Regions from separate parts of the Mus musculus genome. Here regions 2, 3 and 4 are each linked to region 1. A link is a contact called in ENCODE Hi-C or POLR2A ChIA-PET data. All regions are on one chromosome and are shown on one strand. The core of a region is the stretch at or near the end of the contact, and the rest is flanking DNA. Distances in the headings are between cores, read along the strand shown. Region 1 holds the start of Akt1s1 (AKT1 substrate 1 (proline-rich)). Region 2 holds the start of Emc10 (ER membrane protein complex subunit 10). Region 3 holds the start of Nr1h2 (nuclear receptor subfamily 1, group H, member 2). Region 4 holds the start of Rps11 (ribosomal protein S11).

The links. Hi-C counts contacts between places; a loop is a spot of excess contacts on that map. ChIA-PET counts read pairs that join two places held with the same protein, here RNA polymerase II (POLR2A).
Region 2: POLR2A ChIA-PET joins it to region 1 with 10 read pairs in embryonic stem cell. The contact joins the promoter of Emc10 here to the promoter of Akt1s1 in region 1. POLR2A ChIA-PET finds 5 or more read pairs at or near these places in 3 of 5 experiments (Patski and embryonic stem cell).
Region 3: a map of T-helper 17 cell shows a loop between it and region 1 (2.8-fold over the local background). The contact joins the promoter of Nr1h2 here to the promoter of Akt1s1 in region 1. A Hi-C loop is called at or near these places in 2 of 37 maps with a recorded cell type or tissue (T-helper 17 cell and mouse embryonic stem cell). POLR2A ChIA-PET finds 5 or more read pairs at or near these places in 1 of 5 experiments (Patski).
Region 4: a loop to region 1 is called in a map of left cerebral cortex, with 2.4 times the contacts of the local background. The contact joins the promoter of Rps11 here to the promoter of Akt1s1 in region 1. A Hi-C loop is called at or near these places in 4 of 37 maps with a recorded cell type or tissue (T-helper 17 cell, left cerebral cortex, regulatory T cell and 1 more). POLR2A ChIA-PET finds 5 or more read pairs at or near these places in 2 of 5 experiments (both embryonic stem cell).

The regions. Positions count from the first base shown.
Region 1 is chr7:44,847,658-44,850,974 of GRCm38, reverse strand. It overlaps Akt1s1 (AKT1 substrate 1 (proline-rich)), which reads right to left and starts at 1,751. Exons shown (of 5, transcript NM_026270.4): 1 at 1,627-1,751. Tbc1d17 (TBC1 domain family, member 17) reads left to right here and starts at 1,896. Exons shown (of 17, transcript NM_001042655.1): 1 at 1,896-2,126; 2 at 2,441-2,539; 3 at 2,634-2,705. The coding sequence starts at 2,106. It overlaps Mir707 (microRNA 707), which reads right to left and starts at 1,276; the gene lies at 1,204-1,276.
Region 2 is chr7:44,494,623-44,497,939 of GRCm38, reverse strand. Emc10 (ER membrane protein complex subunit 10) reads left to right here and starts at 1,522. Exons shown (of 7, transcript NM_197991.3): 1 at 1,522-1,684; 2 at 3,060-3,132. The coding sequence starts at 1,571. Fam71e1 (family with sequence similarity 71, member E1) reads right to left here and starts at 1,345. Exons shown (of 5, transcript NM_028169.2): 1 at 1,210-1,345; 2 at 907-1,025; 3 at 307-437. The coding sequence starts at 1,252.
Region 3 is chr7:44,552,413-44,555,729 of GRCm38, reverse strand. Nr1h2 (nuclear receptor subfamily 1, group H, member 2) reads left to right here and starts at 1,765. Exons shown (of 10, transcript NM_001285517.1): 1 at 1,765-1,921; 2 at 2,022-2,151; 3 at 2,976-3,033; 4 at 3,110-3,223. The coding sequence starts at 2,994.
Region 4 is chr7:45,122,694-45,126,010 of GRCm38, reverse strand. Rps11 (ribosomal protein S11) reads left to right here and starts at 1,622. Exons shown (of 5, transcript NM_013725.4): 1 at 1,622-1,714; 2 at 2,461-2,592; 3 at 2,773-2,848; 4 at 3,053-3,182. The coding sequence starts at 1,700. Rpl13a (ribosomal protein L13A) reads left to right here. Exons shown (of 8, transcript NM_009438.5): 8 at 1-448. The coding sequence ends at 65. Snord35b (small nucleolar RNA, C/D box 35B) reads left to right here and starts at 2,900; the gene lies at 2,900-2,986.

The DNA.
Region 1 (3,317 bases), core at 502-3,001:
GCTCCACCCTGCCTACCTCATTAGACTGCATCCCCCCATCCCATCTTTCCATGGAGAGGGAGAAAGCTGCAGTGCTTTGACACTACTGTCTGCTGGGCCTCAAAGTCCTACCTACAGCTTTAAAAGGCGCCCAGCAACTCCTACACACACCTTCCACCTCTCCTAGCTAATAAAGGAGGCTGGAAGTTTAGGATTATGGCTAAGGGCAAGAAAGTGACTGATCCAAGATGACACAGCTTCGGTCCTCACTTTCGTGAGGGCAAAGAGTGGCAAGTCTCAGCCTCTTTGCACGAGATCTCGGGGGCAGCCACAGCAGCAGTGTCACCGAGTGAATGACTTGTGAAGGCGGCTGGAATGAGGGCAACTTACTCCAACCTCCTAGGCCTATGGCCTCCTATGAGGCAAGACTCTGGGGCAAACCAGGAAGGGGGAGCTGTCCAGCGGGAAGGTGCAGGCCTCCCAGGACAGTTGTGAAGAGAGATAGAAAAGAAAACGGCCGCAGCACGGGACACGGTGCGGGACGTCCAAGAAGGATCCTACCACCGAAGTGAGGCCGCCGACCAGGGCTACACCACGCCCGCAGCCCAGAGAGGCCCCTGCTCTAGGAACACAACAGGAAATCCCGCCCCCGGTGGGGATCGGGACCGGAAGTCCCGCCCGGGGCGCCCCCTCACCCACCCGCGACCCCCAGCACACACAGCCGTATGGACATGGTTCACCGCCAGCGTGAGGGTTCCAGCCCGTCGGCACCCCCGCAGTGAAGCTCGTCTACACTTCGTCGCGAGTCAGACACATGGGGTTGAGCGTGAGCTCTTTCAGCAGTCGGCCAGGAGTCGCAGGACGATCACTGCCCCCCTGACCTATGCAGTCCATACCCTTCCCACGGGGGCTCGCCCTCCCACTGCCCCTCAACCTCAGGAAGGCCAGACCCTCCCCAAACCCCAGCTCACAACGCCGCCTCCACTCACGTGCCCGTAGCCAGCATGGCCGGCCAGGCGCCGTCGCCGCCCTCAAAAGGCATGGCGGCTTCTTGCGTCATTTCCGTGTGGCTGCCCCTCCTCCATTGTGTACACTCCCCCTCCCTTATCCTGCATGCCTCAAATCAAAATAGCAACTAGAAGCTCCGTCGGCAAGCCGTGGGCAAGAGCGACAGCAAGGGTGCCCACGGATGGAAAATACGGCAAAAGACTTTTGCTACTGTTTCGAATTGCCCGCAACAACTATGACCGCATGCCCATGCTCACACAAGCGTAGGCAAGCGGCATGACTGCATGCCCATGCTCACACGCAAGCGGCATGACGTCCCTCGTTCGTATTCAACGTCTGCTCCCGTCCCGACGTGGCAGTTAGTATGGCTTCATATGCCTATAAAGCATATGGACACTTCCTTCCGTCCACACTAGACCCCCTCCTCTAGGCCCTCGCTCGTTCCCTTTAACACAAAGCTGGCAAAGATTCAATATGGCAGCGTTTCTTGCTTCGGTTTGCCCAGTTTCAAGATGGTGGTGCAGTCCTCTTTCCACGGTGACTCAGAAATTTGGGGCAGCTTCGTTTCCAGGAGCACTGACGGCTTCACCCTTTATCCCGAGCCCCTCAGCGCCTCTGGTGCCATACCGCTTCTCTCACCTTTTCCTCTCTCCGTTTCGCTTTTCCAGCACCCCGCCGTCGTGCCCCGCAAAGAGATGGTAGTGCCCCGCATTAACATGGCTTCCACCAAGCCGCTCTGGTTTGTCCTCGAGAAAAACGGCACAGTATTGGCTTCGATGCCAGTATAAAATATGGAGAGGGCCAAGGAGGCGTTCCCGAGCGATCACGAGTTGGGCTGCGAGCATGGGTCCTCCTACTTGTTTACTTCGTGGCGAGAGTGGCGCAGTGCGCCTGCGCCGTCCCGCTGACCCTTGCCAACTTTGCGTTCTACACCTCGTGACCTATGTCTTCGAGTTTCTACTACCCTGTTCAAACAGATGGTCTCACCCACTGCAGCCTTAACAACCTCGGGGACGCTACCACTATCTAGCCTGGAAGGGAGCGTTATTTTTCCGGATATGACACCAAGTTGACCCGGAAAAGGAGGAGATAGGGGCAGTGGAACCTCCGCGGCGGCAATGGAAGGATCCAGCTACAGGGTAAGACTTTGGAAATCATTCCCTCGCTCATCTACAGGAGACGCCCCCCACTGATGGTCCGCTTCCACCTTCTGCTGTGCAGGGATTAGGCCGAGTCAACTTAGCAAGCACCAGCTTCTAGTTACGATGCTGTTGTCACTCTCCGCAGTCCTTAGGGAGAGCCTCCCTTAGCCCCGCCCCCTGGAAAACGCACGCCCATCTGGGGTGCGAGGCGGGACTGTAGACTCGCCACGCCCCATCTCCGCTTGTCAGTCAGGGGCTCTAGACCCCGCCCCTGGGGAAAACGCCTCCCTTAGACCCTTGGCTTTCACTAGGTGGTGTTTGAAAAGGGAGGCGTGTACCTGCACACCAGCGCCCGGAAACACCAGGATCCAGACTCGCTCATCGCCGGCGTCATACGAGTGGTGGAAAAGGTGGGCCGGGATGGAGGTGACATGTGTGGGAACTTCGAATTGAGGGATGAGGGGCATTCGGGTGACTCTACTAAGTCCTCCCCATGTCCCTCAGGACAGCGACGTCTTTCTGCACTGGGCTCCGGTGGAGGAGGCTGGAGACCCAACCCAGATTCTCTTCAAGAAGGTAGGCGACTCGCTCCTCTTCCCCACTCTAGTGGAAGGCAGGGAGTACTCGGGAACCTGTGAGCCTGTTTGCTTTCTGAAATGACCTAATGCCATATCCTTTTGGCTCCTTAGGGGACCCTGCTGGGTTCAGACTTCTCAAGGGGTGTGGCCTAGTTTTGGTCTGAGGCAGCTTTCTTTCCTCTCTGTTTGCTTTACGTTTATTTATTACATTTATTTATTGTGTGTGTGCATTCACATGCCACGGTGTGGGTGTGTGGAGGTCAGAGGATAACCTGTGGTAGCAGGTTCTCTCCTTCCACCGAGTGGGCTCCAGGGTTGAACCCAGGTTGCCGGTTTTGGCAGCAAGTCCAGAACCCTCTCACTAAGCGCAAAGATTTAGATTGTGTGGGGTGTGGAGGGGGTGTGAATGTGTGAGCATGTGTGTGCACTACCTGTGAGTGCATGCAGAAGACAGCACTGCAGACACATGCTGGAGCTTTGGATGGTATGTGGGGACTGGGATCTGAACTCTGGTCTCTGGGACTGTACAGTAAGCCTTGCTAACTACTACACTATCTTTCTGGCCATAGATGACTTATTTGCTTATTTGTGTGTGTTCTACTCGGAGGGG
Region 2 (3,317 bases), core at 273-2,772, 350 kb after region 1:
TTTTCAGGAAGAGGGGCAGAGTGGACAGTGGACTGTGGGACCCTGGGCCGTGGGCCCAGTCTTTGAGCTTTACTTTATCTCTCTGGGACAGAGTACCTGGAAAGCAGAAAGCACTGTGTAAACAGCCACCATCCTGACCCTGTGATGCCACTGAGGGCTGTCCTCCCTCATCTCGCCTGACTTCTGACCTCTGTGAAGTGCCCTGCCATTTTTCTTAGTGAAGAGGTTTGGTGGTGATCTTGGTCCCTGGGTGGCAAAATGGCGGCAGGGAGGTTGGAGGAAGTTGGGACTTAGAGGGGCAGTCACCCGAGGAGCTGCAGGTGTCCATTCTCCTTGTCAGGGCCGGCCAGCAGCAGCAGGTCTGGCAGCTCCAGGGCAGGACTAGAGGCTGCCACCCCCATGGTGACCTTGTTGGCGACTTCTCCAAACCGGGTCACCTGGGGCCAAAGGTTAAGAGGATCGATAGATGGAGAACAGAACTCAACAGGAATCTGATTGGGTCTTGGGGATCTTGACAGAGTGAAAGGTCATGAACTAGGGGAGATGAACAGTAGGTTAGGGATTGGGAATGTGGCTCAGAATATAAGCACACATGCCTAGAATCCCCCGGTGCAGGGCTAGGGTGTGACTAAGGGGTAGAGCTCCTGCTGAATAACGAGTGAAGCCCAGAGTACCAGCCATATTACCTCTAAAAAGGAAAAAAAAAAAAAAAAAAAGGCTTGTGGGCCAAAGATTTTAGGATTAAAGGACAAGAACCATATGTGTACAGTCAAGGAAACTGAGACAAAGGCTTCTGAAGACACAAAAAGCCCAGCGGGCTCAGAGGTGATGTGGATCACTTGGAAAGAACGACAAATGATGGGGGAGATCCGTACATCAACGGGTCGGAGGTCCGGGGCTCCACACCTGCACGAAGTTGCTTTCAAAGATGGGAAAGTCGCGCAGCTGGTCGAACTCGCCGCTCAGGAGGTGGCGTTGGAGGCGCCCAGGGCGGCACGGGGCGTAGGCTGGAGCCAGGGGGCGGTCTGCAGGGGCGAAGCGCGAGCATCCATCCCAGGATGCCAGGTACATGAACTCTGACCGAGGGCGCATGCGGGGCAGCGGCCTCCGCATTGCTGGTCCCATACCTTCCCCGGCTCCCTCTCTAGGGCCAACCCCTCCAGGCAGAAGTCCTTTTGTCACCTTCCATCCCCTCAGAACTGGTCTCACCTGCTCCGCCCCGAGCGGCCTTAAGATCTCGACCGCCCTTCATCGCCACGCCCCGGCCCTGGGGAGGAACGCCGAGTGAAGCCTGGGACAGACAGATAAAGGGTGGGGCCTAGAGCTTGTGACTTTACAATAGGGTGCCCGGCGTTCCGTGACGTCAACGACGTCACTTCTCTCCCAGGTGGTGTCACCGGGAACGTGAGCCCTAGAGACCCGGATGGAGAAATGGCCGCCCTGACTGCGGGAGCAGGCGGACGGGCGCTAGTGCGCAGGCGCGGCGTGCGGCGCAGGCGCGTGAGCCTCAGGATGAACCCTGTGTTTCCTAGCGGGCTGTATGGCTCTCGGTTTTTCTCAACGCTCCCGTATGGTGGCCGCGGGTGCCGGGGTGACCCGGCTGCTAGTGCTCTTGCTGATGGTAGCCGCGGCTCCTAGCAGAGCCCGAGGCAGCGGCTGCCGGGTCGGGGCCTCCGCGCGTGGGGTGAGTGCTAGTGGCCGGGGCGGGGCGGCCTCCTGTGGGCGCTAGATGGACCCCATCATGAATATTCATGAGAGGATGTGGTTTGCTCGGAACCTGAGCTGCGTGGAGTAGTGGTAGCTAGCCTCTCATCTCCGTGCTTGGGAGGCTGAGGCTGGAGGATCAAGGAGTTTGAGGCTAGCTTGGATTGCTTGAGATTGTCTCAAAAATACAAAAATGGGGGTGTGATGGTGCACGCTTTCAATACCCCTATTCGGGAGGCAGAGACAGGTGAATTTCTGAGTTCGAGGCCAGCCTAGGACAAAGGGAGTTCTAGGCCAACCAGGGCTACACAGTGAGACCCTGACTCAATAAGTAATTAATAAAGATATGGCAAGGAAGCAGTGCTCTAGTGCTAGGGTTGGAATCATGTTTCTGAATATGCACGAAGAAGTCAGGTCCTTCAGGAGCCAGAGTGCTGTAGGATGCCTGGCTAGGAGAAGCTTGAAATTAAGACATCTAAGGCTTAGGCCTGGGTGTGGGGTGCAAGGTCACCTTGGGCTACCTAAGGTCCTGTTTCAAAAAAACCCCAAAAATAGGGTGCTGGAGAAATGAGGGCCAAGAGAACTGACTGCTTTTCTGGAGTACCTGGGTTTGCTTTCTGGCACCTACCTAGAGGCTCACGACTGTCTGCTAACTTCAGTTTTTGGGGATTGCACATTCTCTTCTGGCACACCAGGTACCAGGCATGCACACAGGGCACATAGGTACATGCAGCAGATATCCATACACAAAATTAAAAAAAGAAAAATTACAAAGAAATTAAGCTGATGGTGGTGGTGCTCATGTGTAACCCCAAGCGCTCAGCAGACGTAGGCAGGAGGATCATCTCCGGTCTGGATCAGGGAGTGATTTAGTGGGACTCTGCTTCAGAACCGTGGGAAAGAAAGTGTGGATCTAGGATGTGCCAGAGAGAAGTGGGCTTCTTGCCAATGTGAATGGTCAGAGTATTAGCATGTGCAAAGGAAGTGAACTCGTGAATGAAAACCTGAATGACCTGGGGTGGGGGGCAGAGCAAGGTGGTATTTACCTGTAGTAGCAGCACGAAGAGGTGGAGGCAGAAGAATTGTGAATCAGAGGTTAGCTCGGGCTGTGCACTGAGACTCTCAAAACCAAAAAAACCAACAAAAAGATAACGACCCGGGCATTGGACATGAGAATAACAAGCTTTTAGAGTTTTCTTTGGGCTATGGAAATGGACTGTGTCATGAGAGGCAGTCCTGGGCAGAGCACCTGTGATTGGATGTGAGCATGCAGCTACGGCCTGTCCTTCAGCCTGTCCTTCTGCCCCGCCCAGAGCGTGAGTGGTTCTTACTTGGGGTCCTTGTCTCCCTTGCAGACCGGGGCCGATGGCCGTGAAGCTGAGGGCTGTGGCACCGTGGCTTTGCTGCTGGAGCATTCATTTGAGCTCGGTGAGATCAGTGTGTCTTCAGCCTTACGCCTGCCCTTTGGTGGCGAGGGCGGAAAGCACAGACAGGAGAGGACTTGTCTTTAGATGCCCCATGCCTGTGGCTTCAAGGTTTCAAGGGTTTAGTGCTTGTCAGTGTGCCCAAGGGCCTGGGTTGCATTTCTGCTAATGAAGATTATAAACATACAC
Region 3 (3,317 bases), core at 516-3,015, 300 kb after region 1:
GTAGGCTCCAGCCTCAACTTTGTAAGAATTTGTTAGATTATCATAGCATGGCACTTTTAATCCCAGTACTCATGAGGCAGAGGCAGGAGGATCTATCTCTGACCTGGAAGCCAACCTGGTGTACATAGAGTTCTAGGACAGCTAGAATGGCGAGACCATGCTTTTAAAAGGGGGTGGGGGTTAAACCAGGTAGTGGTGGTATGCACTTCTAATCCTAGCACATGGGAGGCAGAGGCCTTGGCCAACTCTCTTAGGAGATGAAGGCCAGCCTGGTCTACAGAAGCAGTTCTAGGACAGCCATGGCTACACAAAGAAACCCTGCCTTGCAAAACAAACAAATCAACAAGAACAACAGTGGCCGGGCGGTGGTGGCGCACGCCTTTAATCCCAGCACTTGGGAGGCAGAGGCAGGCGGATTTCTGAGTCCGAGGCCAGCCTGGTCTACAAAGTGAGTTCCAGGACAGCCAGGACTATACAGAGAAACGCTGTCTCGAAAAAACCAAACCTAAACAAAACAAAACCAAAACAACAACAACAAAAAACAAAACAAAACAAAACCAAGAACAACAGCAACAAAAGTTAAGTAAAAGCAAGAATTTGTGCTTAATAAAGATTCCCAACTGTCCATAAGTGGGGAGTGCGGAGAAACAATCTCTGAATGTTTTCCATCTGAGATTCACACAAGTATTTCAATCTTTTGTGAAAAAGCTGGTATTATTACTTTTATGGGAGAGGGGTTGAGGCTACTTGTTTATTCACATTTAGCTGATGGCCAGGTCTCACTTCCTAGCTCAATTTGGCTTCCAACTAAAAGCAATCCTCTTGCCTTGCCTGGGTCTGTTTGCTTATTGCAGGCATGGGTCTGCACCCAATTTGCCTTTTTTATATTTACTTCTTCCTATTATGAAGCTGAATGCAAAAATAAATTCTTGTATAAAAAAGTTCCTGGGCTGGAGAGATGGCTCAGCAGTTAAGAGCACCAATTGCTTTTCTGAAGGTCCTGAGTTCAAATCCCAGCAACCACATTGTGGCTCACAACCATCCGTAATGAGATCTGATGCCCTCTTCTGGTGTGTCTAAAGACAGCTACAGTGTACTCACATATACATAAATAAATAAATCTTAAAAAAAAAAAAAAAAGTTCCCGAGGCGGGGACATCAAGAGAGTCCAAAGTGAACAAGATCCAGAATCAGGACATGTGAGGAGGAGGAGAAGGAGAAGGAGAGAGAGGCGAGCCAGGAGAGTAAAGGACCCAGTAACCAAATCGGCTGGATTATAAAGGGAAGGGCAGCCCAAGCCCTGAGCTGGAGAAGTTTAAGGTATGAAAAGCCTTTAAGCTTTTTAGGCTTAAAACCATCCTGTAACCATCTTGCCATCTCCAAATTTAAAATATTTAGAACCAACATACAGGGCTGGAAGAGGAGCTGCTACCGCAATAATGGGGAGGTAAAGGCAACAGGCTCAGAAGTTTAAGGCCACCCTTGAAATAAGAGATCCTGTCTCAAAATCAAGACAAAAATTTTTTTAAAAAGCAGCCATGCAGCACCGCTACAAAAGTAGAGAACTTTAAACTACTCAAAAAGGTTAAAACCTGCTTCGTTAGCCACCTGCGAAAAGAAACGAAAGAACTTTCCGGAACTTTTTTCTGAGTCCCAGAGGGGAACTACCAGAAGAAATAAACTTCCGGTGTGCCACTTCCGGCCGAGGCCTCACAGTCGGTGGCGCCCTGGCAGACCGGAAGTCTGTCACCTTTCCCGGTCCGCCTACTTCCGGAAGTGACGCGCAGCGGGGTTGCCGGAAGAAGTGGCGAAGTTACTTTTGCTTTTCGCTCAGCAAGCGCTGTTGCTTCGAGCTACTCCCAGGCTTCTGAAGTTACTTCCAAAGTGCTGTGGAGGCACAATCACCGGTGCGGACACAGAGGCAAGTGCGCCGGGCGGCCGGGCAGGTGGGACTGAGCCCGGTACGCGGATCGCCGTGGGTCCCGCTTAGCGCGCGCATCCTTCCCTCACTTTCCTCGCAGCTCTCGCCTCCCACGGCCGTTTCCAGGGCAACAGAGTCGGAGACCCCCTGCGACCCCCCTCCCGATCGCCGGTGCAGTCATGAGCCCCGCCTCCCCCTGGTGCACGGAGAGGGGCGGGGCCTGGAACAAGGTGGGCGTGACTCTACGGGGCGGGGCGTAGGGAAAGCCTATGGTTGGTGGGCGGGGGCGGGACACAGATGGGCAGAAGGCCTGCTGTAGATAGTCTGTGATTAAAGGCTTTTGATTCTTGGGGCGGGGCCTAGACCACTGTTGGGGGGGATTGGGAGGGGCAGAGGCATGGAGGGCGTGGCACAGTGAAGACCTATAATTGGCTTTGGGGGAATGAGAGGGGCGGAGCCTAGGAGGAACGGGGCGGAATTTGGGTTTCTGCTCCAGAGTGGGAAGGGGTGGGGCCAGGGACTTGATGGGATGGGTAGGGTCTGGGGTCTGTATTGGGGTGCGTTAAAGCCTTGAAGGAGCCTATGGTAGAAGGGTAATGGTTGCGCCCTGATGGGAGAGGCGGGGCAAAGTTAGGATCTCCCATGATAAGAGCACAGTTGGTGCTCACAGAAGAGGAATAGAGTTGTTGGGCTCTCTGAGGTCATGATTCGTAGAGAGGTGGAAGGAGCAGTGGGCCGGGTTGGGCATGTTAAAGTGTGTGATGTTTATTAGGAACTAGGGCTGGGAGTGGGGGCTCAATATAGAAGTTAAAAACACTGAGGTGTGGCACAGTCTTGTAATGGCAGCACTTGAGAGGCCGAGGCAGGAGTGCGGAAGATCCCAGGACAGCCTAGAGTAGTGTGTTCCAAGATTTTGGAGGTGGTTCAAGCTGTTCAGCCACATAGTTCGGGTAGCCTGAGCTGTATGAGATCATGTCTCAAGAGTCCGTGAGCACTGGAAGAAGAGACACCCCTATTATGCCCTGTAATTGGCTGGCTCCCCTATGTTCAGCAGGCTGCTTCGTGACCCACTATGTCTTCCCCCACAAGTTCTCTGGACACTCCCGTGCCTGGTGAGTGACGGGCTTTCCCTAGCCAGCCCCTTCCACAGTGTTGGAGAAGCTCACTGTCCTGTCTTCCTTTTCCTAGGGAATGGTTCTCCTCAGCCCAGTACCTCCGCCACGTCACCCACTATTAAGGAAGAGGGGCAGGAGACTGATCCTCCTCCAGGCTCTGAAGGGTCCAGCTCTGCCTACATCGTGGGTGAGATGGGGAGACAGGAACAGGGGTGTGGGGCTTTGTGAAGGAAGGGCGGGGAGATGGTGGCCCCTGTCTTTTGGTCCGCTTTCCCTTCCTT
Region 4 (3,317 bases), core at 373-2,872, 280 kb before region 1:
AGAATGTGGAGAAGAAAATCTGCAAGTTCACAGAGGTCCTCAAGACCAACGGACTCCTGGTGTGAACCCAATAAAGACTGTTTGCCTCATGCCTGCCTGGCCTGCCCTTCCTCCGCCGCCAACTAGGGAAGTGGGGACCAAAGGTTCCTTAGGCACTGCTCCTGTGGGTAGAGGGGACATTAGAGAGCTGACAGCGCACCACCTGCATGAGTTTTTATTAAAGTGCAAACCATGGGATGAATCAGTTGAGCTTCAGTGTTGAAAATGAGTAGCAGGGCTGCCCCACCCACCTGACCAAGTACCCTATTCTGCAGCTATGAAAATGAGATCTGCACATGAGCTGGGGTTCACAAGTGCACACTTGGAGCACTGCCTTGCTCCTTCCCAGCAGACCACAAAGCAGTATTTTTCTGGAGGATTTTATGTGCTAATAAATTATTTGACTTAAGTGTGTACGATGTGTGCTGTGCAGAGAGGGGCAGAGGGCACCAGCAGGTCATCTGCATGGGGGGCCCCTTTGGGTGAATCCTTGCTCACGGGATAGGCTTTGTTGCTCAAAAGTTGCAGATATACATCTTGGGTCCTGTCCTAGATGGTGTTACTGTAAGTCAGCACCAAGATACAAGAGCTGGTACCTGGACTGTAGGAGGTCAGGCCATGACACAAAGGCTGGGACTAAAGGCATTTACCACGCCTGAGTCTTCTGGTTCTTTAAACATCAAATCCTTCCGGGGGCTGGCGAGATGGCTCAGTGGTTAAGAGCACAGACTGCTCTTACGAAGGATCCGAGTTCAAATCCCAGCAACCAAATGGTGCCTAACAACTATCCATAATGAAATCTGATGCCCTCTTCTGGAGTATCTGAGAACAGCTACAGTGTACTTACATATAATCTTAAAAATGCTTCCCATGTTAACCACCACTAGAGTTTTTATTACAGCTAGCTGACCTGGAAGCCAAGTCCTTATGCCTCCGTGAGTGCTGGGGTTAAAAAGATCCAGCACCACTCAAAATGTCAATCTATTTTGAAAATATGCTTTATACTGTTCTAGCCCATCTGTGCAGGGCTAGAACGGTGAATACGAGAAACTGACACAAGCTTTTGCCACCTGGCTAAATGGTTCCTCTATTACCTGGGGTGGTCACCTAAGGTTAGACACTCATCCACGAGTAGTCAGGACATAAACCCATCAAAGTGTGGGTAGACGCGCAGCCTGAGATACTGTCAACAAAGGACATGCGACCTTGGTGACGTCGGCCTTTAATAAAAGGAAGAAAGGTTGACTATTCGGTCGACGCTGGCTGCTCCTGACATCGTATGGCAGATACTCTGCTGTAAAGCGGTTCACCCCTTTCTTGAGACCCGCTCTGCACGGCCGCTTCTCTCTGGAAACTGAATCCCAGCACGTGTTTCCCAACCCGTACGGCACGCCTTCTCCGCCCTAAGCCTCGCCGTACCACATGATGCACGTTTCCTCCACATCGTGCTCCTGAAATCTCGCGAGATGATAGGATCTTCCCGCCCCTTAGTCCTCCCCCGTCATGGCGGCGTACGGACAGTCCCAGGAACGCGGGCTCTCGCCGGAAGTACCTCCCACCTCCGTGAGGATAACCCCGCGTCACTTCCGCCCCGACCTCGCGTGGTGAATAAGGAAGCCGGGAGCGGCCCTGCCTCTCCCTTTCTCCGGCGGCCGGGAAGATGGCGGACATTCAGGTTCGAGCGTTTAGTTGCTTTCCCCCGACGCTTCGGTGTGGAGCGTATCCCTTGGCGTCCTCGTTGTCTTACGCATTAGCTGAAGCGAGGATGCCTGCGAATGCCTTCGTCTCAGGCGGCTCGGAAATCCGGGCTCTACGCAGTAATGGGGTCCCTGGCGCTTCGGGAGTTGGTTCTTAAAGCTCAGAGCTTAACGGGTGAGGGATTGTGGCGGGAGGAGGGCATCCTGCGGCGCGGGAGTCCTGCGGCGGCAGAGCCGGGGACACTGGGTAAAGCAGGTTTTTTCCCCTTGATGGAGACTGAGGCCCGGACCTCGTGCGCTCTACGGCAGGGCTGCGGTCCCGACCTCGCTGTAGTTTTCAGTGTGAGCGCAGCTCTGGCCTCGATGAGCTTAGGCTTGTCTTAAACTTGCCATCCTGCCTCAACCTCAACCGGGATGACAGATCCGGCCCACCAGGCTCGGCTACGTGGACATAAGCTTGAATCCCGAATGAGTGGATTTGTATGTTTTGGAGGTCCAGTCTGGCTGAAAAGCTCTTTTTGATCTCAGCCGTGAGTTCTGCAGGCTGTGGAGGTGTTAGATGGGACGCAGTGTGTGAGCTAAACTAGACTTGGGGTGGTTGGAGAGCCCTGACCAGCCGGTTTTGGCGATTGGGGCAAATAAGGTTGAAGGTAGGAAGGAAGAAATATTGTCTCTGATTTCCTTGAACTTTACCTGCAACCTCACCAAATTCTCATCCCTACAGACGGAGCGTGCTTACCAAAAGCAGCCTACGATCTTTCAAAACAAGAAGCGGGTTCTGCTGGGAGAAACCGGCAAGGAAAAACTCCCTCGGTACTACAAGAATATCGGTCTAGGCTTCAAGACGCCTAAAGAGGTACAGGACCCTCCAGCAGATGAGATCCCTGCTGCCCTGCACGTGTGGGAGCACAGCCACCCCGCCCCCTTCACAGTGGCTTCCCATGGGCCCCTGGGAATTGTAGTATGGGCCCTGAGGCGTCATCCTTGGTTCTGTTTAGGAAGTGGTAATCTAAACCCCACTTTCTTAACTTTGCAGGCTATTGAGGGTACCTACATAGACAAGAAATGCCCCTTCACTGGTAACGTCTCCATCCGAGGTCGGATCCTGTCTGGTGAGTGGGATGTTGGAAGGGTGGTTCTAGGTTCCTGCGTCCAGGGGCGCTGGCAAGTGATGTCTGTTCTCACGATGGTCTTCAGATGTCCTCTAGGGCACTGCTGAGACAGCCAGTTGACAAAGCTGATGCCATAAATGGAGCTTCTTGGGAGCCCCGTTCAACTGACTCCTACCTGCTAACACCTTTCTGTTACTCTCCCAGGTGTCGTGACGAAGATGAAGATGCAGAGGACCATTGTCATCCGCCGGGACTATCTCCATTACATCCGAAAGTACAATCGCTTTGAGAAGCGTCACAAGAACATGTCTGTGCACCTGTCCCCCTGTTTCAGGTGACTCTGGTAGCTTGGGATAATGACTCTAGACAAGACAGTCACTGGCTAGGCTGGAGGTGTCCCATGGGCAGAGCAGTGTGGGGTCCAGGAGTGTGTAGACTGCTGTGTGAACGTCTGGGAACTAGAAGTTGT